7 separate regions of the Homo sapiens genome follow, and regions 1, 2, 3, 5, 6 and 7 are each linked to region 4. The links are chromatin loops, found by intact Hi-C in ENCODE. Cell type or tissue: heart right ventricle. All regions are shown on one strand.

Region 1 (4,000 bases), 210 kb before region 4:
TCCTGTCTCTACTAAAAATACAAAAATTAGCTGGGCATATTGGCGCGTGCCTGTAATCCCAGCTACTGAGGTGGGTGAGGCAGGAGAATTGCTTGAACCCGGGAGGCAGAGGTTGCAGTGAGCCAAGATCGTGCCACTGTACTCCATCCTGGGTGACAGAGCAAGACTCCATCTCAAAAAAACAAAACAAAAACCAGACATAACAAGGTCGAGCTCAGTGGCTCCCGCCTGTAATCTCAGTAGTTTGGGAGGCCGAGAAGGGCAGATCACCTGAGGTCAGGAGTTCAATAACAACATGGTGAAACCCGGTCTCTACAAAAAATATAAAAATTAGCCAGGCATGGTGGCACACGCTTGTGATCCCAGAGGCTCGGGAGGCCAAGGCAGGAGAATCACTTAGGAGGCGGAGGGTGCAGTGAACTGAGGTCTTGCCACTGCACTCCAGCCTGGGCGACAGAATGAGACTCCGTCTCAAAAAAGAAAAAAAAATCCCCAGCCATAACAATATACATGTATGTTATACAATAACCAAACCAATATAGAAGGGTATATAGTGAAAGGAGAAGTATTGTTGTGGGTAAAATTGTTTCTATGAATAAATGGCTGATCCAGTATTTTTTTCCTCCAAAAAAACACCTTTTCCCCTTTGATTTAGTGTATACCACACAGAGTCGCTTAGCCGATTCAGTGACTTTTTTGATAGCTGGAGAATGCTTCCTAATGGTTGCAGGTGTGTAGGGGTTTTCTTGACATTTTCAGTAAGAAAGTGAATGTTGTGCCATAGGAAAGCTTTATCACAGGTGCACGTTGGTAGCCAACCAAATAACGTGAGTGTCAAGTACAGTATCTAGTGAGTGGAGAATAACTGTAATAATTACAATTACAGTTGTAGTTAAAGTGAAGTTTGTATCAAAATTTCTGTTTCAAAGGTGAACTTTTAGGGGGTGTATCTGCAGTGTTTCCTCCTCAGATGTGATTTCTCTGAAGCAGTGGTTCTCTATAACTGACTTGACACACAGTGCATCTGATATTTCGAATGACTTAAGTGATAGTATCAAAATTACTATCATATACATATTTAAATCACATGACTAACTTGTGTGTGGTATTATGCAAACTGCTCAGCTCAGTAAGGGAACAGAAATAAGAAAAAAAAAGGACAATATTGGGAGTCTTTTATACAATTAAATTTGTTCGATTAAAGGACTATCCTTTCTAAAAAAAAAAAAAAAAAGTCCTGCTTTCTTGGTGTTAAAATAAAGCATCTTTTATGAAATGATGGTGATAGTAAATGGTGATATACAGTAAATGTAAATAATAGCAAATACAAGGTTAGTTATCTTATTGTGATTTGTAAAAATAAAGAGAGCCGAGAATCTCGTTTTGCTGCTATTGTTTGGGAGTTCAGGAAAAAGTTCCTGGGGCTTTTGTTGTTAAGAAGATTCAAATACAAATTATTTCTTAAGAGTAAATATGAGTTTATTTTGAGGTCATTTGTCACAGTCTACTGAGAAATCCACTGAGAAAGCTTTTAAGTTTGCCTGGTATTAAAGATGTTCCTATTCTGATCATTGTTAAATAGATCTTTTCTTATTAGATATAAAATGTCAGGAGATATTTTATTTTGAGACAGAGTTTCGCTCTTGTTGCCCAGGCTGGAGTCTAATGGCATGATCTCGGCTCACCGCAACCTCTGCCTCCCAGGTTCAAGCGATTCTCCTGCCTCAGCCTCCCAGGTAGCTGGATTACAGGCATGTGCCACCACTCCTGGCTAATTCTGTATTTTTAGTAGAGACAGTGTTTCTCCATGTTGGTCAGGATGGTCTGGAACTCCCGACCTCAGATGATCCGCCCGCCTCAACCCCCAAAGTGCTGGGATTACAGGCACAAACCCCCTCACTCGGCCCCAGGAGATTTTTTTGTGTTGTGCCAACAAAATAAGCCTAGGCAGGGAAATTCCTTCTGGTGGTTGGAATTGTTAGTACTGAATAGACTAGCTGCGAGGTAAAAACCCCCATGGGGTTTTCTGTCAGCTCAGATATCATTGTGACCCCAGTCTTTTGCTGTGAAATAACATGACCATTAAGAAAGTAGCCTTAAACAACGTATTTTGGGTATGTTGAGGAGGAGGGACAATTATGATCTGTTCCAAAGTGAACATAACAGATGATCCCTGTGTCTGTGAAGCCTTTAAAATTTATAGTGCTCTTCTTCTGTTAATTTCAAGTAAGATTTAGTTATTGTGACATACTCTTTAAAAACCTGCGGTGTATCAAAAGGCTCATTTTTAAAGCATCTTGAAAGGAAATTAATAATGTAATATCTACTTCAGAATAGTAGTTTTTACATTCTGAAGAGTGACTGACTGCTCTCAGCCACTTCTGAATTCTCAATTTTCAAAGGATAATTTGGTAACTCCATAAAGAAAATCCGTAAATAAGAGAGTGAATATCTTCTTTTTGTTTGTTTGTTTTTGAGATGGAGTCTCCCTCTGTCGCCCAGGCTGGATTCCAGTGGCCTGATCTCGGCTCACCGCAAGCTCCGCCTACCGGGTTCACGCCATTCTCCTGCCTCAGCCTCTGGAGTAGTTGGGACTACAGGCGCCCGCCACCACACCCTGCTAATTTTTTGTATTTTTAGTAGAGACGGGGTTTGACCGTGTTAGCCAGGATGGTCTCGATCTCCTGACCTCGTGATCAGCCCGCCTCGGCCTACCAAAGTGCCGGGATTTAAGGCGTGAGCCACAGCGCCCGGCCCCGAGAGTGAATATCTTTTAACAGTGTTTTTCCTGATCTTTTCCAACATCTTCATTGTGGTTCTGTCCTTTATTTTTTGGTTAAATCCAGAGGTTTACTTCTGCCTGTATCTTTCCAAACTATTAATCTGTTCACAATCACTCTCCCATTTAAACCCTTCAGCAACCCCAGTACCTTCGTAATAAGGTCTCCTTAGCTTGGTATCCAGAACACTTCAATACTGGGCTTTGACCCCTGTTCTCCTTCCCCCACCTCTGTTTAGGTGCTTCACTGAGCTGCACCGAACAGCTCTTGGCCCCTTGAAATCTCTGCAGTCTCCTTGTCTCCCTCTGCTGGAATATTCTTCTCTCACTTCATCTGATCATTGCCTTCAAAACTCAGCTCATTTTCTTATTTCCTTGCCCTTTCCATGTCCCTTGTTTTCCTCTGATTAAATTAATGTTCCAAACTCAAAAGAAAAACAACTCAGCTCAGGCATCACCTTTCCTGGAAGGCTTCCCTAGTCCTCCTGCCTCCCGCAGACTTGTCTGGCACCCTGTGCATTTGGGATTTGGCACACTATGTCTCGTCTGCGGCCTCCACTGGACGATGAGACCGTAAGTGTGTGGCTTGACGGAAAGTTGTTGACTCTGCTGGGGTGCTGGTACAGTGCTGGGCACGGCAGTGTTACAGAGGAAGTGAGCCACTTAGTTTCTGCCCTTAGGAGCTTTTCTTCTAGTTGCAGTTGACCCTGCCAGCTGTGAGACACCTCCCAGTAGTGCGTACCAACTTTCAAAGTCTGTTTAATTGTATCTTAGTGTCTGATTCCAATTTTATTTCTTGAAGGAGGGGAGTGTCTCTAATGTCTTATTTTGGCACCCAGAGACCAGGTAGGCATCATTTTTGTCCCAAATTGTGGAAGGAATGTACATTTGGCACAGATTACTTCCCTTTTTTCTCTTGTACACCTTTCACCTTTTTTGTTTTTGTCTTTTTTTTTTTTTTTTTGAGTTTGATGTGTTTGGACAGTAAGGGTTTACGAGATTAAGATTAAATTTCAACTTTGTCTATTGTGCATATAGCCTAAGGAAAACAAAAAGTTAAAGAGGAAAAATACATTGCCTCTAAGAAGAAGACTCATTATTCAACTTTTTTTATTTTTAATTGTTTTCAGAGACTGGGTCTCACCCTATCACCCAGGCTGGAGAGGTGATCACAGCTCACCGTAGCCTTGAACTCCTGGGTTCAAGGGTTCCTCTTGCCTT
Region 2 (4,000 bases), 310 kb after region 4:
GTGCCATTGCACTCCAGCCTGGGCAACAAGAGTGAAACTCTGTCTCAAAAAAAAAAAAAAATGCAAAACAAATGCAAGATTAGGTCGCAAAGTGAGTATTTGAAATGCAAACAAATGACCAATTTGGTTGCCCCGTTGGAGAGAAGAGAAAACCGAGGCTGCGGCACGGGGAGGGCTTCCTTGGTGAGGGCAGACGCAGGAAGGCACACCTGTCCCACTGCTTGCGCATCCCAAACCTGCAGAAGGTGGTCCAGCCACAGCGGACTGGCTGCTGTGGCATCTCCCCACCCCCTTCCAAGAGGCCCTGCTTAGAGGCCCCCTCCGCCCCAAGGAATGCAGGCATCAGTGCTTCAGACTCTGGCCTAACCACCGTCCCCACCTCCCAGGCCCCCACCCTTTCCCTCCAGATGTGGGCACAGCTGTATTTTTAGAACAGCCGACCACGAGGACATTCTTTCCTTCTAATTAAGATGGCTTCAAATCTCTCATCTGCAATCAGCCCCATTGTTCAGTCCTCAAACATCAAAGGGTGGCCAGGAGGGGCCGCCTCAGCTGGTTGTGGGGTTGGGGCTTGTTTTCTTTCTTTCTTTGTCTTTGAGCCATTACGCTGGAAATGAGACCCAGAACCGGAGTGGATGCCAGCTCTGAGGAGGAAGAAGCAGGCCTTTGGGTAGTTTGCAGGACCTGCCTGTCTGCACCCCTGCACCCTGTCGCCAACCTTGAGTGAGGTTGTCCAGCTAGGCTGCAGCCCCCCAGTGCACCCATCTGAGGTTAGGGTCTGTCTGGGACAACTGCGGGATCAAAAAAGGCCCTGTGTTGGCTGGGCGCGGTGGCTCTCGCGTGTAATCGCAGTGCTTTGGGAGGCCAAGGTGGGCAGATAACCTGAGGTCAGGAGTTCGAGACTAGCCTGGCCAACATGGTGAAACCTCGTCTCTACTAAAAATACAAAAATTAGCCGGGCATGTTGGCTCACGCCTGTAATCCCAGCAAGTCGGGAGGCTGAGGCAGGAGAATCGCTTGAACCCCGGGGGCAGAGGCTTCAGTGATCATCAGGCCTCCTGACCTCCTCCCTCTCCCCCGCAGGAGGCCCCTGGTGTAGGACAGAGATGCCCACCCACGTGGGGGCAATAGGAAAGGCTGCAGGGAGGAATGGCCTCTGGGTAGCCTTGAACCGTGTTACAGTCCTCCGTGCTACAGCGCTCTCAAGCCCACTGACAGATGAGGAAACCGAGGCTCAGAGAGGCCAACAGGCTGGCCTAGAGCTGCTCAGCCCACTAGCAGTGAGGTGCTCAGGAACGCTAGGTCCCCGCAGTCAGCCGTGCCCTGCACCCCTCACTCATCCCCAGGGATGGACCGGGCCTGCTGCTGCCTGAGCCTTGGCTCCAGGTAGGAGGCACCTGTCCCACCCCGCATGGAGCAGAGAGGAGAGCCACGCAGGCGGGCCGAGGCCGGATGGGACTGGCGTCAGGCTTCTCAGCTCCCCAGGGTCCTGGCCCACCCGGCCCCGCGCGGCTGGATGTGAGGACAGGGCAAGTGAAATCGCACCGGGGCGGGTGGCGCAGGGCAGGAGGCTGCAACTCGGTACAACGGCCAGGACTGGAGCGCCCAAGAGCTGAGGGGCAGGGAGGGCAAGGCAGAAAGGGGAGCCTCCCCAGATGAAGTGCCCCCTACCCAGCGGCGCCTGGGCGCAGGCCTCCTTTGTGTCACCGCCACCACTGAACCTTCGCGAGTCGGCGGCAATCGCTGGTGCTGGGTTCCGCAGAGCCCGGGCTCTGTCGCCCCCTCGCGGCCGGAGCCGGTCTGGGCGGCGTCGGGGAAATCCCGAAAAGCCTGCGGGGAAGAAGCTGAACGGGGGCGGGACCCGGGCGCGGTGAGCCCATTCATTCCCCGAGGGCTGGGAAAGTCTCCACCAGGAGACGGAATCCCTGGGATGTCCCCAACGCTGGGCCCTGCCTCCCTAGGCCCAGGTAACAGGCATTTTCTAAGACAGTTCAGGGACACGGAGGCACCCCGCTGGAAGAGCCGGTGGGCTCCCGGGTGGGGTACGGGCCGGGTGGGAGTCAGTATCACCAGCGGGCTTCGCTGGATTGATTGTTTTTATTTATTTATTTTTAAATATTTATTTATTTATTTTTGAGACGGAGTTTCGCTCTGTCGCTCACGCTGGAGTTCAGTGGCACGATCTTGGCTCACTGCAACCTCTGCCTCCCCGGCTCAAGCAAGCCTCCTGCCTCAGCCTCCCCAGTAGCTAAGATTACAGGCGCCCACCACACACCCGGCTAATCTTTGTATTTTTGGTAGAGATGAGGTTTCACCAGGCAGACCTCAGTTGATCCGCCTGCCTCAGCCTTCCGCAGTGCTGCGATAACAGGCAGGAGCCACCGCGCCCGGCCTGTATTGATTGTTTTTAGTTTGAGCTGCGCTCCTCCCTTGGCAATGTGAGGAAGACCAGCTCTGCCAGCCGGGCTGTAGGGCTGGTGCGGGCACCGGCTTGGCCTCACAGAGCCTCAGGGACTCCCCTCGTAAATGAGGCTGACATCCACATATGGGTGGTTGCACCTAGCACTGCACAGGACGGATGTGAGCACCAGGCTGCTACAAATACAGATATGACTTTCACATGCCCAAGGTTAAACTCCCAGTCAATGTTTGCTGAGGCGAAACCTAGAGCTTCCTGGCCAAAGGATAATAATTAATGTCTGGGGAGCCCACACATGGGGACCTGTCTCCAACGAGATGGGGGTGGCTTTAGGGCATCCAAGAGGCATTTCAAGGAGAATCAAGGGGCAGCCAGGTATTGTTAATGGTGGCCAGGTCAGGATCCAGTCTGGCAGGGTCTTGGATTCAAGGTTAAACCCAGTTCTAAATTTGGGACTTATCCCCAGGCTCGCCCCCAGGCTTTTACTATGTAGACATATATATTCCTACACACATTAGGTACGGTTTTGTATATTTCCAAACAATATACAGGCATAATAGTGTAGGCATCTTTCTGCAACTTTGTTCATGCAGCGTTGTGATTCACACATGTTGATACCGTTCCTCTAGTCTAGTCCACTGATTTTCACTGATGCATGGTATTCTATGGTATTCTACAGCTTATATCTCCTTTTTTTGCATGATTGACATTTGGATAGTTTCCAATTTTCCTATGGTACAAAAGATGCTGCATTTGTGAACAGTTCCTGAGCATGGGATTAAGAGTTTCTCCAAGGTAAACCCAGGAGTGGAATTGCTGGGTGGGAGAGGTATGTGAACTTCAACTTCCTTCATCTGCCCAAATTGCTCTCCAGAGTCATTGCACTGATTTACATTTTTCCTTCCTTCCTTCCTTCATTCCTTCCTTCCTTTTTTTGAGATAGGGTCTTAGTCTGTCACTCAGGCTGGAGTGCAGTGGTGTGAACATGGCTCACTGCAGCCTTGACCTCCTGGGCTCAAGCTTTTTTTCCCACCTCAACCTCCTAAGTAACTGGGACCACAGCTGTGTGGTGTGCCACTGTGCCCAGCTAATTAAAAAAAATAAATTATAGAGACAGGGTCTCACCACATTGCCTAGGCTGGTTTGAAACTTCAGCCTCAAATGATCCTCCTATTTTGGCCTCCTAAAGTGGTGGGATTACAGGCATGAGCCACCACACCTAGTTCCAACTGATATTTTCATCAATAGTACGTGGGTGTTCCAGCTGATCAACACCACCACTTGGTATTGCCAGAATTAAGCTGTTAGTCTGTTGAGTGGGAACCAATATGCTGATGTGGATTTAATTTGCATTTCCTGATTACTAATGTAGCTATCTTTTAATTAGGTTTTTTGGTCATTTCAGTTTCCTCTTCTGTAAATTCCTTGTTCATATCTTTTTTTTTTTTGAGACGGAGTTTCACTCTGTCGCCCAGGTTGGAGTGTAGTGGCACGATCTCGGCTCACTGCAAGTTCTGCCTCCTGGGCTCAAGTGATCCTCATGCCTCAGCCTCCTGAGTAGCTGGGACTACAGGCCAAACC
Region 3 (4,000 bases), 230 kb before region 4:
TTCATTCACTGAGTAAACACCTAGTAAGATTGCTGGGCTGTGCAACAAGGTGACTATTTGGGGAACTGCCCTACGTTGTCTGGAGTAGCTGCACCATCTTACATCCCCAGTGGCCATGTATGAAAGCCCATTTCTCTACATCCTCACCGATGCTGGTTATAGTGTATCCTAAGGGAGAAGGGTGTGTTCCTTTTGAAGTGATGTTAGAGACTGGTTGGGATCAGAGAAGAGAAGCAAAGAGTTAAAAGTGGGATAGAGGCCAGGCGCGGTGGCTTACGCCTGTAATCCCAGCACTTTAGGAGGCCAAGTTGGGTGGATTGCTTTAGGTCAGGAGTTCAAGACCAGCCTGACCAACATGGTGAAACCTCGTCTCTACTAAAAATACAAAAATTAACCGGGCATGGTGGCAGGTGCCTGTAATCCCAGCTCCTCAGGGGCTGAGGCAAGAGAATGGTTTGAAGCCAGGAGGCAGAGGTTGCAGTCAGCCGAGATCTCGCCACTGCACTCCAGCCTGGGCAACAGAGTGAGACTCCGCCTTAAAAAAAAAAAAAAAAAGGTGCAGGATGGATCTCAGGAGAGCAGATTGTGGTCATAGACTACAGCAGGAGGCCTGTAATCTCTCTCCTGGTGAACACAGAGGTTCTCTGGTGGTCTCAGCAAAGACCCACCCCCGGGAGTAGGTTATAGTGCAGACACATGGGGCCCAGACAGGAACAACTGGGGTTGCCCTGCTGGACCATCCAGGCTGGTGACGATGGGCGTGAAGGAAGCTGTTGTCTACAAGGAGCTAAGTGAACAAGCATTTCCTCCTTTGGAAGGTTTACTCATAGCCCCCTCCCTGCCCCTGCTGAGGGTGGGTGAGAGGATGTCCTCCGGCTGCCCATTGGTGACTCAATCCAGCCACACTGACTACAAAGCAAGCAGGGCAGTGCTGGGCCCCCAGCAGAGCCACCATGCAAAGTGGTCAGTGATGCTTCAGGGCAGCACACAGCACCTGCCCCAGTTGGGCTTCGGCCTCCCTCAGCCCCCACCCCACCACTTCCCTGGGATGGATGTGCACGATAGTTTTCTAGGCAGACCTCTAGGCCACCATCTGCCAGGCCCGCTGACCATAGTCATTCTTTCAAGGCTCCTGCCTTACCCAGTCCAGGGGGAGAGGAGCAGCAACCTGGTCCATCCTCCTGAGACCACTGCATGTGAGCAGACAGACCCCTGCCTGCCCAGTCCCCGGCCAGGCAGCAGGCATGTTCCTCACCAAGACCTTGCAACCCAGGGGGACCCTGGACAGCATCCGGAGTGCCTCGGTTTTTCCCTTAAGGGAAAACTGTTTCCCCCTTGGTCATCTGTTTTTCCAAACCCCAGTCTTTTGCTTGTTTACTTCTCTGGTGCTTTAAATAACTGCACGAGAGAGCGTACCAGCCTTGAGCAATGTTTGGGATTGGCTGAGCTGAGGCACAGGCCTCATTATCATGCTATTCTTTATACGGCTTCCGCTCTGCGGCGCACACTCTGTTCTTTGGAACAGAGCCAGCCTTGGGACAGCCTTTCCCACTGGAGCTGCCAGTCAGGACCGCCGTGAGAGCCAGTGCCTGGAGGCCAACACCCTGGTCTTCAGTCACTGGGAGTCACAGAGAGGGGCCCGATAAAGAGCCCTCCTGGCAGCATCAGTACCAGGTTGGAGTGGGCGCTGGACACCACCAATGCTGGGGAGTGGACGCTGGCTGGAGCCCCACCCAGGGCTGCACATTGCTCAGCCAGCTAGCTCTGGGGGAGCAGGACCTGAGCAGGGTGTCCTCCACCCTGGGTCCATCAGAGGCACTGCATTTGATTATTGGGGTTACCTGCTGGGAGTGGTGCAGATTTTGGACAGTCTGGATTGCTTCCAGCACAAGGCAGGCTGACCAGTCATACTTTACTCAGTCTCCAAACTTGGGCAACAGGAAACTAGCCACTTGAGAAGGAAGCTCAGCTTTTCTGGGCTTTAGAGGAGATGGAGACACGTTGGAAATTCCCGTAACCAATAGGCTGGGGTGGGAGGGTGTTCTTCCCACACACACACAAAAAAGTGGAACCCGGAGGTGATGGGAAGCTTTGACCTTGGCCAGCCAGACTGCGGGGTGGGGTTTCCCTCAAAGCCTGGTCAAAAGGCCTTGGAGGCTGGAAGCTCTCGTTTAGCCCCACCAGCTTCCCAGAGCAGCAAGGCCAAGCATGCAAGAGTCACCATCCACCCTGGCCATGATGCAGGGCCTCCTTTGGTACTTCCACCCCAGCCGGGCGGGCCGGAGCCGGGCGGCCTCTGCTGAAAAGCACCTGTGGGCCGTGGTTCCAGGGGGGCTTTGAGGGGCAGCCGCTGATGTCTGGACAGCTTCTCTTTCTGTCTCTTCTTACCTGGACTCTGGGTTGCTTGTTAGCTGCTTCTGCCTGTTCTGGGTTTTCAAGGGGAGAGGGGCCCAGTGATGGCTGTTCTTTGAAGGAAAGGTAAGAATGTCTCCTGCTTAACATGTTTCTGTGTTTCCAGTTACTTGGTTGGTTAGTAGAGCCAGGGTCTCTCGCTTTGTTGCGCAGGCTGGAGTGCAATGGCATGATCATGGCTCACAGCAGTCTCCACCTTCTAGCCTCAAGTGTTGCCCCCACCTCAGCCTCCCGAGCAGTTGGGACTGCAGGCACATGCCACCATGCTTGGCTAATGCTTTTGAAAATTTTTTTTTTATAGAGACAGGGTCTCACTATATTGCCCAGGCTGGTCTTAAACTCATGGGCTCAAGTGATCCTCCTGCCTCGGCCTTTCAAAGTGCTGATATCACAGGCAGGGTTTCCATTTTTTAAAGCTCCCAGCAGTGGTATAAACTCCTCCTTTCCAGAGAAAGCGCACTCTGTCCGCATCCCTCATGTTGTCCTCTCCTGCCTCTGCTTAGGGTTCACTCCGGGGGAAAGTGCCACTTGAGAGTTTCCTTTTTATGTGTGGTTCTGACTGACCGCTCCCTGCTCACAGATGCTGCTTCTCAGGGTGGGGTCCCTGAGGCCTGGAGTGTGGCCTCTGACGACCTTCAGGGCCAGGTGCGGAATGAGAGCCTGTGGCCGCATGGCCCCCGGTGGGAGACGTCCCGCCGCCCTTTGCTTCTCTGTGCCACTCTGGCTGCACAGTTCAGAGCCTTGGGAAACGTTAACCAGTAGGACCTAGAAGGGGAGGTGAGAAGGGGTCAACCCCCAGGTGTGCCTGTGGTGAGCCTTCGTGCTGAGCAGGTGCAGGGAGGGAGGCCCAGGTGCACACACCTGTGAAGTAGGGGGGCAGCTGGCTGGGCTCCTTGACCTGCTCCAGAGCTTCTTATTTTCTGGCCACTTCACCTGCAGAAGGCCCAGGTGGCTGTAGCCGCTAGGGTCCCTTGCAGTGGAAATGATGCCTGTCCTCAGCCCCTCTCTAGGCCTGGCACTGTGCTCAGCACCGTCGTGTGTGTGTATGTATATGTGCACGCATGTGAATGTGTGCAGACATCATGAGGTGTGGTCCCTGCTGTTAGGCAGCTTGCCTTGTGGCTGAAGTGAACCATCACCTGAATCAAGGGATGGAAACACAAGGCCAGATGCAGTGGCCTTCTATGGAGTCAGACGGTGGCTCCGTGACCTGGCTTCACTCCAGAACTACCTGGGGTTTCTAGCTGTGTAAATCCCAGGTCCCACTCAGATTATGAGTCAGTTCTCTGCAGGTGGAACCCAGGGAGGTGTTTTTTTTGTTTTTGCTTTTATTTTTGAGACGAAGTCTTGCTGTGTCGCCCAGGCTGGAGTGCAGTGGCGCCATCTTGGCTCACTGCAACCTCCACCTCCTGAGTTCACACCATTCTCCTGCCTCAGCCTCCCAAGTAGCTGGGACTACAGACGCCCACCACCACGCCCAGCTAATTTGTTGTATTTTTAGTAGGGACAGGGTTTCACCATGTTAGCCAGGATGGTCTCAACCTCCCGACCTCGTGATCCGCCCACCTCAGCCTCTCAAAGTGCTGGG
Region 4 (4,000 bases):
GGCACCTGGCCTTTCCTTGTGTATTTCTCCTACTGTCTGCCTAACTATTTAATACAATAAAAGAAAACCAGCCCCTGGTTCTTGTGGTGTTTCCACCCTCCCGGGTCCCCGCTGGCTGCCTGGCTTCCTCCCGCAGCTCCTGCTGTGTGTGTATGTGTGTGTGTGTGCACATCTGTGGGGCGTATGTGTGTTCGTCTTTGTAATTGAGGCTGCAGAGTGGAGAGAGCAGGGGTTTTCTCTGGGGACCCAGAGAGAAGGAGGCGTTTTCACCACAGCCGAACAGGGCAGGACCCCAGCACCCGGGACCCAGCGGGACTTTGCCAAGGGGATGGACCTGGCTGGGCCACGCGGCTGTTTGTGTAGGGAAAAGAAAGAGAGATCACACTGTTACTGTGTCTATGTAGAAAAGGAAGACATAAACTCCATTTTGAGCTGTACTAAGAAAAATTATTTTGCCTTGACCTGCTGTTAACCTGTAACTGTAGCCCCAACCCTGTGCTCAAAGAAACATGTGCTGTATGGAATCAAGGTTTAAGGGATCAAGGGCTGTACAGGATGTGCCTTGTTAACAATGTGTTTACAGGCAGTATGCTTGGTAAAAGTCATCGCCATTCTCCATTCTCCATTAATCAGGGGCACGATGCACTGCGGAAAGCCACAGGGACCTCTGCCCGAGAAAGCCTGGGTATTGTCCAAGGCTTCCCCCCACTGAGACAGCCTGAGATACGGCCTCGTGGGAAGGGAAAGACCTGACCGTCCCCCAGCCCGACACCCGTAAAGGGTCTGTGCTGAGGAGGATTAGTAAAAGGGGAAGGCCTCTTGCAGTTGAGATAAGAGGAAGGCCTCCGTCTCCTGCATGTCCTTGGGAATGGAATGTCTTGGTGTAAAACCCGATAGTACATTCCTTCTATTCTGAGAGAAGAAAACCACCCTGTGGCTGGAGGTGAGATATGCTAGCGGCAATGCTGCTCTGTTACTCTTTGCTACACTGAGATGTTTGGGTGGAGAGAAGCATAAATCTGGCCTATGTGCACATCTGGGCACAGAACCTCCCCTTGAACTTGTGACACAGATTCCTTTGTTCACATGTTTTCCTGCTGACCTTCTCCCCACTATCGCCCTGTTCTCCCACCGCATTCCCCTTGCTGAGATAGTGAAAATAGTAATCTGTAGATACCAAGGGAACTCAGAGACCATGGCCGGTGCACATCCTCCGTACGCTGAGCGCTGGTCCCCTGGGCCCATTGTTCTTTCTCTATACTTTGTCTCTGTGTCTTATTTCTTTCCTCAGTCTCTCATCCCTCCTGACGAGAAATACCCACAGGTGTGGAGGGGCTGGCCCCCTTCATCTGATGCCCAATGTGGGTGCCTTTCTCTAGGGTGAAGGTACTCTACAGTGTGGTCATTGAGGACAAGTTGACGAGAGAGTCCCAAGTACGTCCACGGTCAGCCTTGCGGTAAGCTTGTGTGCTTAGAGGAACCCAGGGTAACGATGGGGCAAACTGAAAGTAAATATGCCTCTTATCTCAGCTTTATTAAAATTCTTTTAAGAAGAGGGGGAGTTAGAGCTTCTACAGAAAATCTAATTACGCTATTTCAAACAATAGAACAATTCTGCCCATGGTTTCCAGAACAGGGAACTTTAGATCTAAAAGATTGGGAAAAAATTGGCAAAGAATTAAAACAAGCAAATAGGGAAGGTAAAATCATCCCACTTACAGTATGGAATGATTGGGCCATTATTAAAGCAACTTTAGAACCATTTCAAACAGGAGAAGATATTGTTTCAGTTTCTGATGCCCCTAAAAGCTGTGTAACAGATTGTGAAGAAGAGGCAGGGACAGAATCCCAGCAAGGAACGGAAAGTTCACATTGTAAATATGTAGCAGAGTCTGTAATGGCTCAGTCAACGCAAAATGTTGACTACAGTCAATTACAGGAGATAATATACCCTGAATCATCAAAATTGGGGGAAGGAGGTCCAGAATCATTGGGGCCATCAGAGCCTAAACCACGATCGCCATCAACTCCTCCTCCCGTGGTTCAGATGCCTGTAACATTACAACCTCAAACGCAGGTTAGACAAGCACAAACCCCAAGAGAAAATCAAGTAGAAAGGGACAGAGTCTCTATCCCGGCAATGCCAACTCAGATACAGTATCCACAATATCAGCCGGTAGAAAATAAGACCCAACCGCTGGTAGTTTATCAATACCGGCTGCCAACCGAGCTTCAGTATCGGCCTCCTTCAGAGGTTCAATACAGACCTCAAGCGGTGTGTCCTGTGCCAAATAGCACGGCACCATACCAGCAACCCACAGCGATGGCGTCTAATTCACCAGCAACACAGGACGCGGCGCTGTATCCTCAGCCGCCCACTGTGAGACTTAATCCTACAGCATCACGTAGTGGACAGGGTGGTGCACTGCATGCAGTCATTGATGAAGCCAGAAAACAGGGCGATCTTGAGGCATGGCGGTTCCTGGTAATTTTACAACTGGTACAGGCCGGGGAAGAGACTCAAGTAGGAGCGCCTGCCCGAGCTGAGACTAGATGTGAACCTTTCACCATGAAAATGTTAAAAGATATAAAGGAAGGAGTTAAACAATATGGATCCAACTCCCCTTATATAAGAACATTATTAGATTCCATTGCTCATGGAAATAGACTTACTCCTTATGACTGGGAAATTTTGGCCAAATCTTCCCTTTCATCCTCTCAGTATCTACAGTTTAAAACCTGGTGGATTGATGGAGTACAAGAACAGGTACGAAAAAATCAGGCTACTAAGCCCACTGTTAATATAGACGCAGACCAATTGTTAGGAACAGGTCCAAATTGGAGCACCATTAACCAACAATCAGTGATGCAGAATGAGGCTATTGAACAAGTAAGGGCTATTTGCCTCAGGGCCTGGGGAAAAATTCAGGACCCAGGAACAGCTTTCCCTATTAATTCAATTAGACAAGGCTCTAAAGAGCCATATCCTGACTTTGTGGCAAGATTACAAGATGCTGCTCAAAAGTCTATTACAGATGACAATGCCCGAAAAGTTATTGTAGAATTAATGGCCTATGAAAATGCAAATCCAGAATGTCAGTCGGCCATAAAGCCATTAAAAGGAAAAGTTCCAGCAGGAGTTGATGTAATTACAGAATATGTGAAGGCTTGTGATGGGATTGGAGGAGCTATGCATAAGGCAATGCTAATGGCTCAAGCAATGAGGGGGCTCACTCTAGGAGGACAAGTTAGAACATTTGGGAAAAAATGTTATAATTGTGGTCAAATCGGTCATCTGAAAAGGAGTTGCCCAGGCTTAAATAAACAGAATATAATAAATCAAGCTATTAACAGCAAAAAATAAAAAGCCATCTGGCCTGTGTCCAAAATGTGGAAAAGCAAAACATTGGGCCAATCAATGTCATTCTAAATTTGATAAAGATGGGCAACCATTGTCTGGAAACAGGAAGAGGGGCCAGCCTCAGGCCCCCCAACAAACTGGGGCATTCCCAGTTAAACTGTTTGTTCCTCAGGGTTTTCAAGGACAACAACCCCTACAGAAAATACCACCACTTCAGGGAGTCAGCCAATTACAACAATCCAACAGCTGTCCCGCGCCACAGCAGGCAGCACCGCAGTAGATTTATGTTCCACCCAAATGGTCTTTTTACTCCCTGGAAAGCCCCCACAAAAGATTCCTAGAGGGGTATATGGCCCGCTGCCAGAAGGGAGGGTAGGCCTTTGAGGGAGATCAAGTCTAAATTTGAAGGGAGTCCAAATTCATACTGGGGTAATTTATTCAGATTATAAAGGGGGAATTCAGTTAGTGATCAGCTCCACTGTTCCCCGGAGTGCCAATCCAGGTGATAGAATTGCTCAATTACTGCTTTTGCCTTATGTTAAAATTGGGGAAAACAAAAAGGAAAGAACAGGAGGGTTTGGAAGTACCAACCCTGCAGGAAAAGCTGCTTATTGGGCTAATCAGGTCTCAGAGGATAGA
Region 5 (4,000 bases), 580 kb before region 4:
CACTCCGCGTGAGTCGGTAGCTGCTTTCTGAATCTGCTACTCATGAACGTTGTACAGTCCTGCTTTATCCTTTTCATGAGCTCACCACTCTTTATAGTTTAACAACTCTGAAAAAATCCCTGTTCAAATTACTGGTGTGGTTTGCCTCCTGAGTCTACCCTGGTTGACACAATATCTCAGCATCAAAAGATGGCATGGAAATGAAGGTCATCTCCGAACTGCTACTATGATAGACCTTCAATCAAATGAAGTCAAATGAAGCCTTCAGGCATTCATCTTGCAGAATGCAAACAGTCAGCTGCCACAGGGAACTGCAGAAGGCAAGCGTTGTGACCAAACCATAAATGCTGGTCAGCCCCATCTAAATCAGGTTAAAATGGGGATAGATATCAGCCAGTGAGAACACAGGCAGCTTTCTTTGGAATGGCCACTTCGGGGGTGGTGGGTGAGCAAAGAATGGATGCAGATGCTCTCTCCTCTCCAAGGAGCAATGTGGACTTCAAAGCCCACAAAGATTCGTGAGATTTATTCCTAGAATAAGTACCCTAGAGAAGCCCGCCCAGCAGAGTATAAAAGAAATCAAGAATTTCCGGTGGACCCAGAACGTGTCACAGCTTGGGGCCAAATAAATTACACTCCTGCAAATGCCTCGGGCCTAGCTCCAGTAAAAAGTGACAGGACAGCCATGTGTCCAAAAGCTAGTGCATTGCACAGCAAGGAGGAAACCAATTTCCTTTAGCCTTTGCTCCCCTAGAGACGTCATATGACCAGAGTGAGGTTGGACACTCAGCTCTCTATCTTTTCAAATAATTCCCCATCTCCAAGTTCATGGAAAGAGAGAAAACCATCATGTCACCATAGCGATGACTCCTCTAATGATGGTTCAGAGTGGAAAACTTCTGACTTCAAGGATGGCCTCATACAGGATGGACGTGAATGCTGGTCCTCAAAACCCCAATGTCACATTTTTAAAAATCTGACCATCCCTCAGTCAGTGTCAGGGGTTTTCATGTGGGAAACCTCAAAGAAGGTGAGAAGGCAGGGGAGGTGTAACCCACAGTAATTATTAATAAAACCAACATTCCAGGACAAACTACTGCTAAGGAGGTTGAATTTTTTTTCTAAATGATCCTTCACAAGTAAAATAAGGAACTGGAGTCCTTGGACTGATCGCTATATTATGCTAAATGGATGACAGAATACAGCTCAGGAGTCAAAGATCATAAGCTTCCAAGTGGCCACAGGGACAATAAGCCTTTCAGCCCTTGGGTAATAAAGTCAGACAATCTGGTCCAGCAGCCAGAAGATGGCTGAGCTGGAGGAACATCGATGATGGGACAGTCCCAGCGTCCGCCCTCTCTGCTGGAAGGACATTAGCTGCTGAGAATAACTGGATCCAAATTGTTAACGTGACCCCCCACTGCTCATGGGGATGAAGAAAAAGATCTGGGGTGATTGGAACCTTACAAAGCAGGGACACAGATGCTTTATGTCTTTCGAAGGTCTAGTTGTAAAAACAAGACCCGAAAGCAGCCTCTCGGTCTTTTCACTGCTGGCCAGCAAAACTGGGAGAGGACTATGTTGTGATGTCCCCAGGATATCCTTCATGATTGCCACCAAGATCTGCTGGGATAGGTGCCCAAGACCTGGAAGGAACACTAAACTAGAGACCCAGGGATGCACACACCTTGCATGTTCTCACAATGAGGCTAAACCAGACTCATCACCGAAGAAATGCCAGCCAACAGCCTGTGGACATGGATGCAGATTGACTATTCCAGCCCCTCAGTGAACAAGCTCCAAGTGTGTTTCCTTGTAAAGCAGTTATACAGGTCAAAAATCACTTCATCACAAATGAAATACGGTCAAACTACCACAAAACACAGGGCTAAAATATCTCATCACCGGAGGGTGCCAGAGACCACCAAATATAATCCAGATTCAAGGCAGTCCATGTGAAAATTGCCCACCAGGTGGCGGAAATGCAGGGAGACGGCCAGCATGTACAGATAATTTGTTTCCCGGGTCCACACATTATCTGATGAGAGTGAATCTGACCCTAGAAGAGAACTACACAACTACTTGGTTGCATTAGGGTTCAACAAGACTGTGCACGCTCCAAAAATTCTCAAAAAGGTCAAATCCAAGTAACAAGGGTTTTAGCCTATGAACCAAGGTGTGGCTAGAGAAAAGATTGTTTGAATTTGAAAAGAAGCTAGGAGGTTGACTCACTGGGGCATCTATCCTTGAGTCTTCCTGCAGTGGGAGGCAGAGTGAGCGGTCAGCTGGGCATCCACATCTAGAGTGTTGAAAACCTCCTGGGGGTGGAGACGGGGGACTTCCACTTCCAGAATGGGCAATTGTGTGTGTGTATAAAATATTTAAGATATATGTATTTATTTAAAGTCTCTAGAAATGGCCTTAGGGCATACAGCAAATAAAAAAACATTTAATTCAAGAACATCTATTAAAACCTGGCAAGAAATGGGAGGGTCTGTGGCATTTCAACCACGACCTGCTCCATTCCTCCCACTGCCAGCAAAATGTGACAGAAACTCCACTCCAGGTGGGTACAGCCAAGGACACAGCACTGTCTCCACCCAGCTCCCAGTCAAGGGCTATGGTATTTTCCCAAGAAGGAAAATCCATCAGCATTTTTCTTCCCACCCCAGCTACCTGTTGCAGAGACTAAATTCCAGGTGATTGTAGTAATCGGTTGAGGCTCTCTTCTTTTGCTCAGCCCCTACTTGTGGGACAAAAGCCCTGCCTTGGGTGCAACACACTGAGAATACTGGCACCATCAACCAGCTCATTTGTAAAGTAGAGGTTCCATGCTATGAGAAGCAAGCTGGGAATACAATAGACTCTCCAATAAGCACCCACCTCCTAAAGCAGGGGTGTCACTCAGAAAGTAGCTACCTACCACTGTCCCCACCCAGCCCCAGAGCCATAGCCAAAAGCTCCTGAAACATTTCCCCAAGAGGAAAGGCAGGACATAGAGAGCTCTAAAGCCCTTCCCGAATGAACTGACTTTATTTGCAAATGAGTACAAAGTTCAACATTAAGGGGACTTTCAAAACAATGAAGCTTGGGCAAAAAGCAATTGAGAGGAAACTGGTAAGTTCATTAGTGACATAAACTAGACCATAGGCCAGCTAGTTTATCAGAGAGAACCAGGAAAAGACATGGCTAAAAACAGACCTCTTGGGGTCAAAGCAAACCTCAAACACTGACCTCAAAAACTATCCCTGCAAATGAGCCTCAGTTTAATTGGATAAGTCATCTCAATAAAGGTGTTTTTTAAAGAAAAAAAACAGCAATAACAATTATACATTCTGGTCAACATGGAGTAACAGGAGCTGGATTTATTTTTAGGCCTGGAATAATTTTAAAAACAACACAAAATATTTAAGTCACTGGACATCAGGCAATGAAAGATAGTGGTTTATAAGAGATGAGAAATGAATAAGATGAGCCCCACGATTGCCCCAGATTACTGCATGGAGAGTTTCCAGTCTGAGGCTCAAGGAGGAGAGAACGTAACCACAGCCCACTGGCCTCCCCGAGTTGAAGAAACAGAGCTGCTTGGGATCCCAGGCCGCTGGAGTTCATAGGGCAGAGTACCAAAGAGGAGGGAGCTTAACAGAAAGAGAACTCTGCAAATACGAGAGTGTAAGTATTATACTGAGTAGTGATCAGTGTATGCATATGAGGAATGTACCTGAGGCCAAGAAAAAGACTACCCAAAAGCATTGAACAGAACAATCCCCAGAGAAAATTCAGGGCTGAAAATAATGCCTGACCTCATCAACAAGTACAGAAAATCTCATAATTCATTAAGCATCAGGTAGAGTACTCAGAGGAGTCTTCCTGATCTGTGGACAAAATTAACCATAGACTTAATGCTGTTGTGGTCTCATGTAAAAATGTTAAAAGAAAGCTGGGGATAGATTAAACTGTTTCAAAATAATTTAACTGTGTACCAGAACACAACTTAAGA
Region 6 (4,000 bases), 250 kb before region 4:
CGGCCCCCAATGCCACCGTGGCCTGGGGGATCAAGGATCTCCGGGCAGCCCTGCCAGTGCTTGTGTCCCAGGGTTTCCTGTCATAACATAGGAGCCCCAGCCATTTCCAGAGTGGCAGCCTCTGTTCCCTGTTCAGCATTATGCCCAGAAATAAGCCCCTTTTCCTCACCTGGTGGAGAAACGGGGGCCTGTGTTAGCAGAGGACGGGCAGAGCCATGCTGCTGTCTGTATGGGGAGACCTCACAGGGAGGTGCTCCCAGTCCAGCCACTCATTCTCAGACCTGCCTTGTGGCTGTGCTTAGGTAGCGTGGGATGTGTGTGTTTGTAAGTCTCATGCTAAGACTCCTCCAGGCCTGGGCTCTCCAGGGCCACACCTCACTCTGCCGCCAGACCAGCACTGCACTTGAGAGCCAAGTGCCCTCTCCTGAGCCCCCAAGCCCTGGCACCAGTTCTTGCCGTGCCCCTTCCCCAGGGTGTGTGGTGGAGGTCCAGTGGGAGGGGCCAGAGGGCCAAGGAGCAGATTGACCAATTGGTGCACCTCTTTTCCAACCTCCCAGGTTTCAGAAGCTTCTCCCTGACATCCGTGGAGCTGCAGATGCTGACCAACTCGTGTGTGAAACTCCAGACTGTCCACAGCATTCCGCTGACCATCAATAAGGAAGGTGGGCCCCCCCGTTTCCGTGTACAGGGCACCTGCAGGGAGGGCAGGCAGCTAGCCTGAAGGCTGATCCCCCCTTCCTGTTAGCACTTTTGATGGGACTAGTGGACTTTGGTTCAGAAGGAAGAGCTATGCTTGTTAGGGCCTCTTGTCTCCTCCCAGGAGTGGACAAGGTGGGTTAGGAGCAGTTTCTCCCTGAGTGGCTGCTGCTGGGTGGTTGAGGAGATGCACGGCTTCTGTTCCTAGTCACAAGGCTGCAGCAGACGCTCCTCAGATGCTCTGTGCCTTGGATCTGGCCCCACTCCCGTCCTCCCAGCCCTCCTCTCCTCCAGCTACCTGCCAGCCGGCACTTTTGGTCAAGCTGTTTTGCATTCACTGTTGCACATATGCTCAGTCACACACACAGCATACGCTATGCACATGTGTCCACACACACCCCACCCACATCCCACATCACCCCGACCCCCTCTGCTGTCCTTGGAACCTTATTACACTTCGAGTCACTGGTTTGCCTGTATTGTGAAACCAGCTGGATCCTGAGATCCCCAAGACAGAAATCATGATGAGTATGTTTTTGGCCCATGACACTGGCTTACCTTGTGCCAGGCAGATGGCAGCCACACAGTGTCCACCGGATGGTTGATTTTGAAGCAGAGTTAGCTTGTCACCTGCCTCCCTTTCCCGGGACAACAGAAGCTGACCTCTTTGATCTCTTGCGCAGATGATGAGTCTCCGGGGCTCTATGGGTTTCTGAATGTCATCGTCCACTCAGCCACTGGATTTAAGCAGAGTTCAAGTAAGTACTGGTTTGGGGAGGAGGGTTGCAGCGGCCGAGCCAGGGTCTCCACCCAGGAAGGACTCATCGGGCAGGGTGTGGGGAAACAGGGAGGTTGTTCAGATGACCACGGGACACCTTTGACCCTGGCCGCTGTGGAGTGTTTGTGCTGGTTGATGCCTTCTGGGTGTGGAATTGTTTTTCCCGGAGTGGCCTCTGCCCTCTCCCCTAGCCTGTCTCAGATCCTGGGAGCTGGTGAGCTGCCCCCTGCAGGTGGATCGAGTAATTGCAGGGGTTTGGCAAGGACTTTGACAGACATCCCCAGGGGTGCCCGGGAGTGTGGGGTCCAAGCCAGGAGGGCTGTCAGCAGTGCACCTTCACCCCACAGCAGAGCAGATTTGGCTGCTCTGTCGAGCTGGATGGATACTACTTTTTTTTTCCTTTCCCTCTAAGTGGGGGTCTCCCCCAGCTACTGGAGCTGTCAGAACAGTGAAGGCTGGTAACACATGAGTTGCACTGTGTAAGTTTCTCGAGGCCGGGCGCAGTGGCTCATGCCTGTAATCCCAGCACTTTGGGAGGCTGAGGCAGGTGGATCGCTTGAGCTCAGGAGTTGGAGACCAGCCTGACCAACATGGTGAAACCCTGTGTCTACTAAAAATACAAAGATTAGCCGGGCTAGGCAGTGGGCACCTGTAATCACAACTGCTTGGGAGGCTGAGGGAAGAGAATCGCTTGAACCCAGGAGGCGGAGGTTGCAGTGAGCCGAGCTTGTGCCACTGCATTCCAGCCTGGGCGACAGAGCAAGACTCCGCCTCAAAAAAAAAAAAAAAAAGTTCCTAGAAACAGCAAAATGTGGAGACAGAAAGCTTACCAGGGATTGTTGGGGAATGGGGTTGGGAGAGAGGACTAACTGCAGATGAACCCAAGGGGGACTTTTTAGGTGAGAGCAGTGTCGTGAAAAGACTGTGGTGCTGTTTGCGCTCACATTTACATTTCCTAAAATTCTTTAAACCCTACACTTGGAATGGATGAATTACATGACATGCAGATTGCACCTTCATAACATAATCTTTCTCCTGGGCCCCTGTCTCTGGCTGCCTCATAAACGCTGGTGTTTCCCTCGTGGGCCTCCCTGCATCCCTGCATCTCCTCCCGGGTCCTGTCTGTGAGCAATACAGCGTGACACCCTACGCTGCCCCGTGGTCCCGGGCTTGTCTCTCCTTGCCTCCCTGTTACCTTTCTTTCTATCTCTTCCTTGCCCCGTGCACTCAACCTTGCATCCCCAAACCAAACCTATTATTCATGGACCCCAAACTTGTTCCTCTTATGTCCTGTCCCTTTGAGGGGCACCACCATCCACCCGCATGGCCAAGCCAGAAACCGTGGTCTGCTCTCCCTCCGTTAAATGCCATTCTCCATCAGTGAGGCTTCTTAGTCATCTCTGGCTGCCTGGCCAGGCCCTGGCTGTGGCCTCCTCCCTGGTCTTTGTAGCTCTGGATATCCCTGCAGAAAGGGTCCCCACTACCAGGCCTCTCCATCCCCAGTCTCAGGTAGTTTTTCTAAAATGCAAACCCCACCCTGCAACTTACCGCCCACAGCCCAGCCCACTCTTCTCCAGGCCTCGCCTCCCTCCCTTCCCCCTGCACCCCACGACTTCTCCAGCACTGAGCTGCTTCCTGTGCCCCACAGTGGCCTGGAGTCCCCTTTGCCTTAACTCTTTGCCCCATAGTACAGCGGGGTCTGCTCTGATTGTAGGGGCTTCCCACATCCCCCAGGATGGCTGCCCTCTGCTGTGGCATCACTGTGTAACAATGGCGTGTACACCTCTCTGTCCCCACCAGTGCAGGGCCCTTCTCATCGTAGGGGCTTTAGCTGGGGTTTGTGGATCGACTGAGTGAACGAATGTTGTGGGAAGTCCCGTTTCCCAGCCGCACCCAGGGAAATTCCACAGAGCGGGCAGGGGCATCGCATGAGGTGCTGGTGTTCACGCCAGACCACAATTAGGTGTTTAATTTTTAAAAAGAAAGTTACAACCTTTTTTTTTTATTTTTATTTTTTCTGATTCTGCAAATAACACCTGCTCTTACAGACCATGTGGGTGATGTGGAAAAGACCTGTGACCTTCTCCATGTCCACTTCTCCCCACAGATCTGTACTGCACCCTGGAGGTGGATTCCTTTGGGTATTTTGTGAATAAAGCAAAGACGCGCGTCTACAGGGACACAGCTGAGCCAAACTGGAACGAGGTGAGGAACTGATTCCACAAGGGCCCAGCCTGCCAGGTGGGGCACAGGATATTTTCCACTGGAGATAATCTAAACCTTCAGGGGCTCCCTGAGGGCTTCCCCCGAAGGCAGTGCTGCTGAATTCCAGGAATCTCCTGGGGGGCCAGTAGGTGACGTGTCCAAGAGATTTTATCTCCTTGTTCCTGAAAACCTTACCCATCCCTGTCATCACAAAGAAGCCACCTATTTTGCTGGAGAAGTGTTTGGAAAGAGACTTAAAAAGGCTTTTTGTCTGCCTTTGTTAGCGCTTATGTTTACTTGGTAGGTTTCCATAGTGTTTTT
Region 7 (4,000 bases), 220 kb before region 4:
TGGTGGGGCTGGGACCCTCCCACTTCCCACCTCCTTGTGTTCCTCACTCCCCTGTTTCATTCCATGCTGAGCCTCCCCTGCCTTGGGCTCCTCTGGGGAGGGGGTGGTGGCAGGAGTTGTCCAAGGGCAGCTCTGCCCATGAGCAGCTGCTCTAGCGGCTCCTCCTGCTGCTGTTTGCCGGGTGCTGCTGACCCCTGCGAGGTAGAGAAAAGGCGTTCAGGTGGTTCACACCCCACACAGGTGCCCCTCACAGGGTCCTCAATGGGGGCCAGAGCTGTGAGACTGAGGATGATGACGAGCCTGGGCTGTGCAGGGACACAAGCCCCAGGTGCTCCATGTGAACACCTCGGGAGAGGTCTCTGGCTCGTTGTGACCCCAAGGAGTAACCCACCGCCTTCTGCAGCTCTTTCAGACCCGGTTGCAAAGGAGAGCTGCATGCTCAACCTGCTGCTGTCCCTGCCGGAGGCCAACCTGCTCACCTTCCTTTTCCTTCTGGACCACCTGAAAAGGTAGCCCAGCTCTCCCATGGCAGCCCAGGGCTCCAGGTCCCCAGGCCGCAGAGTGCCCCTCTGCTCCCACTAGACCCCCAACACCGAGGACCTTTTCTCCTGACCCTTGTCTGCAGTCACTCACTGCCTTTGGCGACTAGTGCCACTGCCACCCCTGCCCCAGCCTCTCTTCTTTGCCACCCTCCTCTCTCTGCACTGTGGCCTTAAAAAAGAGCTCAGAGCTTTGGCCGTGGCCAGCAGTGCACTTGGACCCCCCTCTTCCCTCCGAGTCACATCAAGTAGGAGACCTCCCCACCAGCCCAGAGCTGGCTCCTTGTCCTGGGCCACTGAGACCCAGAAGTACCAGGGCTGGAGTCAGCTTGCAGCACAGCCAGGGTCGAGGTCACTCCCTTCCTGAGAACTCCAGCACAGCCCAGCCCCTCTGCCTCTCTCCTGGGGGTGGCGTTGAAACAGCACCCGCTGCTTTGGTCCTCTACAGGGTGGCAGAGAAGGAGGCAGTCAATAAGATGTCCCTGCACAACCTCGCCACGGTCTTTGGCCCCACGCTGCTCCGGCCCTCCGAGAAGGAGAGCAAGCTCCCTGCCAACCCCAGCCAGCCTATCACCATGACTGACAGCTGGTCCTTGGAGGTCATGTCCCAGGTATGGGAAGACAGGCTCCAGCCCATGCAACCCTGACCTGACAGAGGTGGCCTCTGCCTGCCCCACCCCCAGTCCTGCCCATCTTCTTACTTGCATTGTATGTGGTGTGGCCAACATTCACAGAGAGGGACTTGCCTAGGTCTGCATGGATGGGAGTGATAGTGGGGGCCCAGGCCACCTCCTGGTCCTGCTAGTGCACTTTGCTGGAAGCTTAAAACTACCTCAAGTGTTCGGGTGTGGTGGCTCATGCCTGTAATCCCAGCACTTTGGGAGGCCAAGGCAGGATAACCAATCCCAGGTGTTTGAAACCAGTCTGGGCAATGTGGCAAACCCCATCTCTAGAAAAAATAAAAAGAAAAATTAGCCAGGCATTGTGGCACACATCTGTAATCCTAGGTATCTGGGAGGCTGACACAGGAGGATTTCTTGAGCCCAGGAGTTAGAGGCTGCAGTGATCCATGATGGAGCCACTGTACTCCAGCCTGGGGGACAGAGCAAGGCCCTGTGCATCTCTAAAATAAATAACCACCCCCCACCCAACAAGTCATGCCTTGTCAGGACCCCACCCCACCCCCATCTCACTGTAAGGGGTTCATGACACCAGCAGGGGTCCCCAGCACCTGAGATGGACTTGGAGGCTTGGGCCCCAAAGACCTCCCACCAGCAGCTGTGAGCCCCGCTCTGAGCCACTCTTCTCTTCCCTACTCTGCCCGGGCAGGTCCAGGTGCTGCTGTACTTCCTGCAGCTGGAGGCCATCCCTGCCCCGGACAGCAAGAGACAGAGCATCCTGTTCTCCACCGAAGTCTAAAGGTCCCAGTCCATCTCCTGGAGGCGGACAGATGGCCTGGAAACCTCTGGCTAATCGGGCCATCCGTAGAGCGGGAACCTTCCTGAGGTGTCCTTGGGCCACCCCCAAGTGTTGGGCCATCTGCCAAGAGACAGCGACCCAAAGCCGAAGGACAGGTGGCCTGGAAAGATCCCGCCCAGGTCTGGGAGCCCCAGGCTGGCCTCAGACTGTGGTTTTTTATGTGGCCACCTGAGGGCGCCCCAAGCCAGTTCATCTCGGAGTCCAGGCCTGGCCCTGGGAGACAGGGTGAAGGGAGTGGTTTTTATGAACTTAACTTAGAGTCTAAAAGATTTCTACTGGATCACTTGTCAAGATGCGCCCTCTCTGGGGAGAAGGGAACGTGACTGGATTCCCTCACTGTTGTATCTTGAATAAACGCTGCTGCTTCATCCTGTGGGGGCCGTGGCCCTGTCCCTGTGTGGGTGGGGCCTCTTCCATTTCCCTGACTTAGAAACCACACTCCACTTCTAACAGGGTTTGAGAGGCTTAGTCAGCACTGGGTAGCGTTTTGACTCCATTCTTGGCTTTCTTTTTCTTTCCAGAAGGATTTTTGTGCAGAAATGGGTCTTTTGTTGCCATGTTAGTCCTCCTTGGAAGGCAGCTCAGAAGGCCTGTGAAATGTCAGGGGACAGGACCCCCAGGGAGGGAACCCCAGGCTACGCACTTTAGGGTTCGTTCTCCAGGGAGAGCGACCTCGTCCCCCGATCCTGACCGCCCTTCCGGCCCACGCTCTCCTGTTTGGCTTCCACAGGCCTGGACTTCTCTGGCTTCTCTGCCCACACACTCCCTGCCCCCAGTGTCCCTGCCCCTGCCCCAGCACAGGTGACTTCATTTCTGTCCTCTCAGCTCAGTGGACTCGCTCAACTTTTGTATAAGTCTCCACTTGGTGGCAGCAGCTTGCTGATGACTTGTTTTAAAACTTTCATCCTAAATAACCTTTTGATACTTGAATATTTGTAAGTTTTATACATAGTTTCTAATTTTTTTCCGAACAGATCCAGATACCTAATAAGATGCTGGAATGTAATCCCTGGACAATCCGTGTCCTGGCAGCATTTGGTCTTCCTCTAAGCGCCTGGCTCCGCTGTTCTCAGGAGTGGGTTCTGAAGTCTCTGGAGAACAGGATACGTGGAGGGTTAGGAAGGGGCCAGGCCTAGAGACGGGAGACTCCCTCCCGGAGCAGGTGGAGGCACAGGACCATTCGCTACCCCATCTGCCGACACCTGCGGGGGAGCCCAGGCATTCTTTGTAAACCCTCCTGACCACCTGGCTCAAAGAAAACAGAAGCATGGAGACCGCCAAGTATTTTCAAGAAATAACCCCATGAATATTCCATCACTTTTTTAGAAAGAGGGGCTTGGGGCAGGCAGAGGAGAGAAGGGAGAGCAAACTGAGAGCCAAGTTTCCACACGGTCCTGCAGGAGGAGAGGATGCAGCTGCCCAGAGGGAAGCAGGATCACATTTAAGGAAGTGTGTGGGGTCCCTGGATGACACCAGCACCCAGTGCGGCTCTGTCTGGCACCCGCTCCCAAGGTGGGAGGAGTGGGTGTCCCCTGTGTGTCAGTGGGCAGCTCCTGCTGAACCCGCAGCTCACTAGGGAGCCTGACAGTGGGGCCATGCGCCTGACACTCCTCTCTGCTTGTGGACCTGGCAAGGCAGGGAGCAGAAAACAGCCACTTGAAGGCTTTCTGTCTGCGTCTGTGTGCAGTGTGGATTTAGTTGTGCTTTTTTCTTGCTGGGAGAGCACAGCCACCATTTACAAGCAGTGTCACCGTCGTGGGTGGCGAGGACAGAACAGGAGCCTCTGCTCTCTGTACCTATCTGGGCCCGGTGGGCTCCCTTGTCCTGGCTTCCATCTCTGTCTCAGCGACCATTCAGCCCTGCGCAGGAACACGTGTTGCTTAGAAAAGCCAAATCCAGCCTTGTCTCTGCCTCCTCTGGTCTCATGATGTGCATCTGTTACCTTGAAACTGGAAACCAGTCTATCAATGTCTGTGCCAATT

Evidence for each region. A loop is a pair of places that touch in the nucleus more often than their neighbours do. Peaks named below come from ENCODE experiments on the same cell type or tissue, not always from the same donor. Only the 100,000 strongest peaks of a DNase experiment are listed, where the experiment ranks them.
Region 1: it touches region 4 in a loop (5-fold over the local background); 44 of 110 quality-filtered maps call a loop at or near these places.
Region 2: a loop joins it to region 4, with 8 times the contacts of the local background. A loop is called at or near these places in 80 of 110 quality-filtered maps.
Region 3: a loop joins it to region 4, with 3 times the contacts of the local background. A loop is called at or near these places in 47 of 110 quality-filtered maps.
Region 5: it touches region 4 in a loop (7-fold over the local background); 6 of 110 quality-filtered maps call a loop at or near these places.
Region 6: a loop joins it to region 4, with 2.4 times the contacts of the local background. A loop is called at or near these places in 20 of 110 quality-filtered maps.
Region 7: a loop joins it to region 4, with 7 times the contacts of the local background. A loop is called at or near these places in 53 of 110 quality-filtered maps.

What each region holds. Positions count from the first base shown.
Region 1 is chr22:23,323,440-23,327,439 of GRCh38, forward strand. LINC02556 (long intergenic non-protein coding RNA 2556) reads left to right here and starts at 3,177. Exons shown (of 2, transcript NR_149133.1): 1 at 3,177-3,352. In heart right ventricle, no CTCF peak of the experiment used is centred here; no DNase peak of the experiment used is centred here.
Region 2 is chr22:23,847,929-23,851,928 of GRCh38, forward strand. No RefSeq gene overlaps it. Among named protein-coding and RNA genes, the nearest start is that of SLC2A11, 7.9 kb to the right of the region's middle. RefSeq lists enhancers at 1-607, 608-1,363, 1,364-2,119. In heart right ventricle, a CTCF peak has its summit at 1,788 (motif pointing left); a DNase peak (open chromatin) is centred at 1,783; H3K4me3 peaks cover 781 bases.
Region 3 is chr22:23,304,576-23,308,575 of GRCh38, forward strand. All of the region lies in intron 16 of BCR (BCR activator of RhoGEF and GTPase), which reads left to right. Among named protein-coding and RNA genes, the nearest start is that of LINC02556, 20 kb to the right of the region's middle. In heart right ventricle, no CTCF peak of the experiment used is centred here; DNase peaks (open chromatin) are centred at 1,526 and 2,110; H3K27ac peaks cover 2,451 bases.
Region 4 is chr22:23,537,382-23,541,381 of GRCh38, forward strand. LOC124900476 (endogenous retrovirus group K member 5 Gag polyprotein-like) reads left to right here. Exons shown (of 2, transcript XM_047441690.1): 2 at 1,380-4,000. The coding sequence starts at 1,493. The coding sequence ends at 3,364. It overlaps PCAT14 (prostate cancer associated transcript 14), which reads left to right and starts at 721. Exons shown (of 4, transcript NR_109832.1): 1 at 721-943; 2 at 1,380-1,457. RefSeq lists a silencer at 741-1,035 and enhancers at 919-1,533, 2,221-2,515, 2,241-2,535. In heart right ventricle, a CTCF peak has its summit at 2,396; a DNase peak (open chromatin) is centred at 2,390; H3K27ac peaks cover 399 bases; H3K27me3 peaks cover 289 bases.
Region 5 is chr22:22,957,433-22,961,432 of GRCh38, forward strand. No RefSeq gene overlaps it. Among named protein-coding and RNA genes, the nearest start is that of IGLL5, 72 kb to the left of the region's middle. In heart right ventricle, a CTCF peak has its summit at 1,947 (motif pointing right); a DNase peak (open chromatin) is centred at 1,959; H3K27ac peaks cover 2,004 bases; H3K27me3 peaks cover 702 bases.
Region 6 is chr22:23,288,960-23,292,959 of GRCh38, forward strand. It overlaps BCR (BCR activator of RhoGEF and GTPase), which reads left to right. Exons shown (of 23, transcript NM_004327.4): 13 at 558-662; 14 at 1,380-1,454; 15 at 3,582-3,679. It overlaps LOC107985554 (a long non-coding RNA gene), which reads right to left and starts at 1,569. Exons shown (of 3, transcript XR_001755448.2): 1 at 1,255-1,569. RefSeq lists an enhancer at 3,274-3,453. In heart right ventricle, CTCF peaks have their summits at 1,704 (motif pointing left) and 1,915; a DNase peak (open chromatin) is centred at 1,679.
Region 7 is chr22:23,313,565-23,317,564 of GRCh38, forward strand. BCR (BCR activator of RhoGEF and GTPase) reads left to right here. Exons shown (of 23, transcript NM_004327.4): 21 at 404-509; 22 at 988-1,150; 23 at 1,869-4,000. The coding sequence ends at 1,958. It also overlaps the pseudogene POM121L11P. Among named protein-coding and RNA genes, the nearest start is that of LINC02556, 11 kb to the right of the region's middle. RefSeq lists enhancers at 420-921, 2,058-2,352 and a silencer at 2,103-2,222. In heart right ventricle, a CTCF peak has its summit at 2,158 (motif pointing right); a DNase peak (open chromatin) is centred at 2,187; H3K27ac peaks cover 881 bases.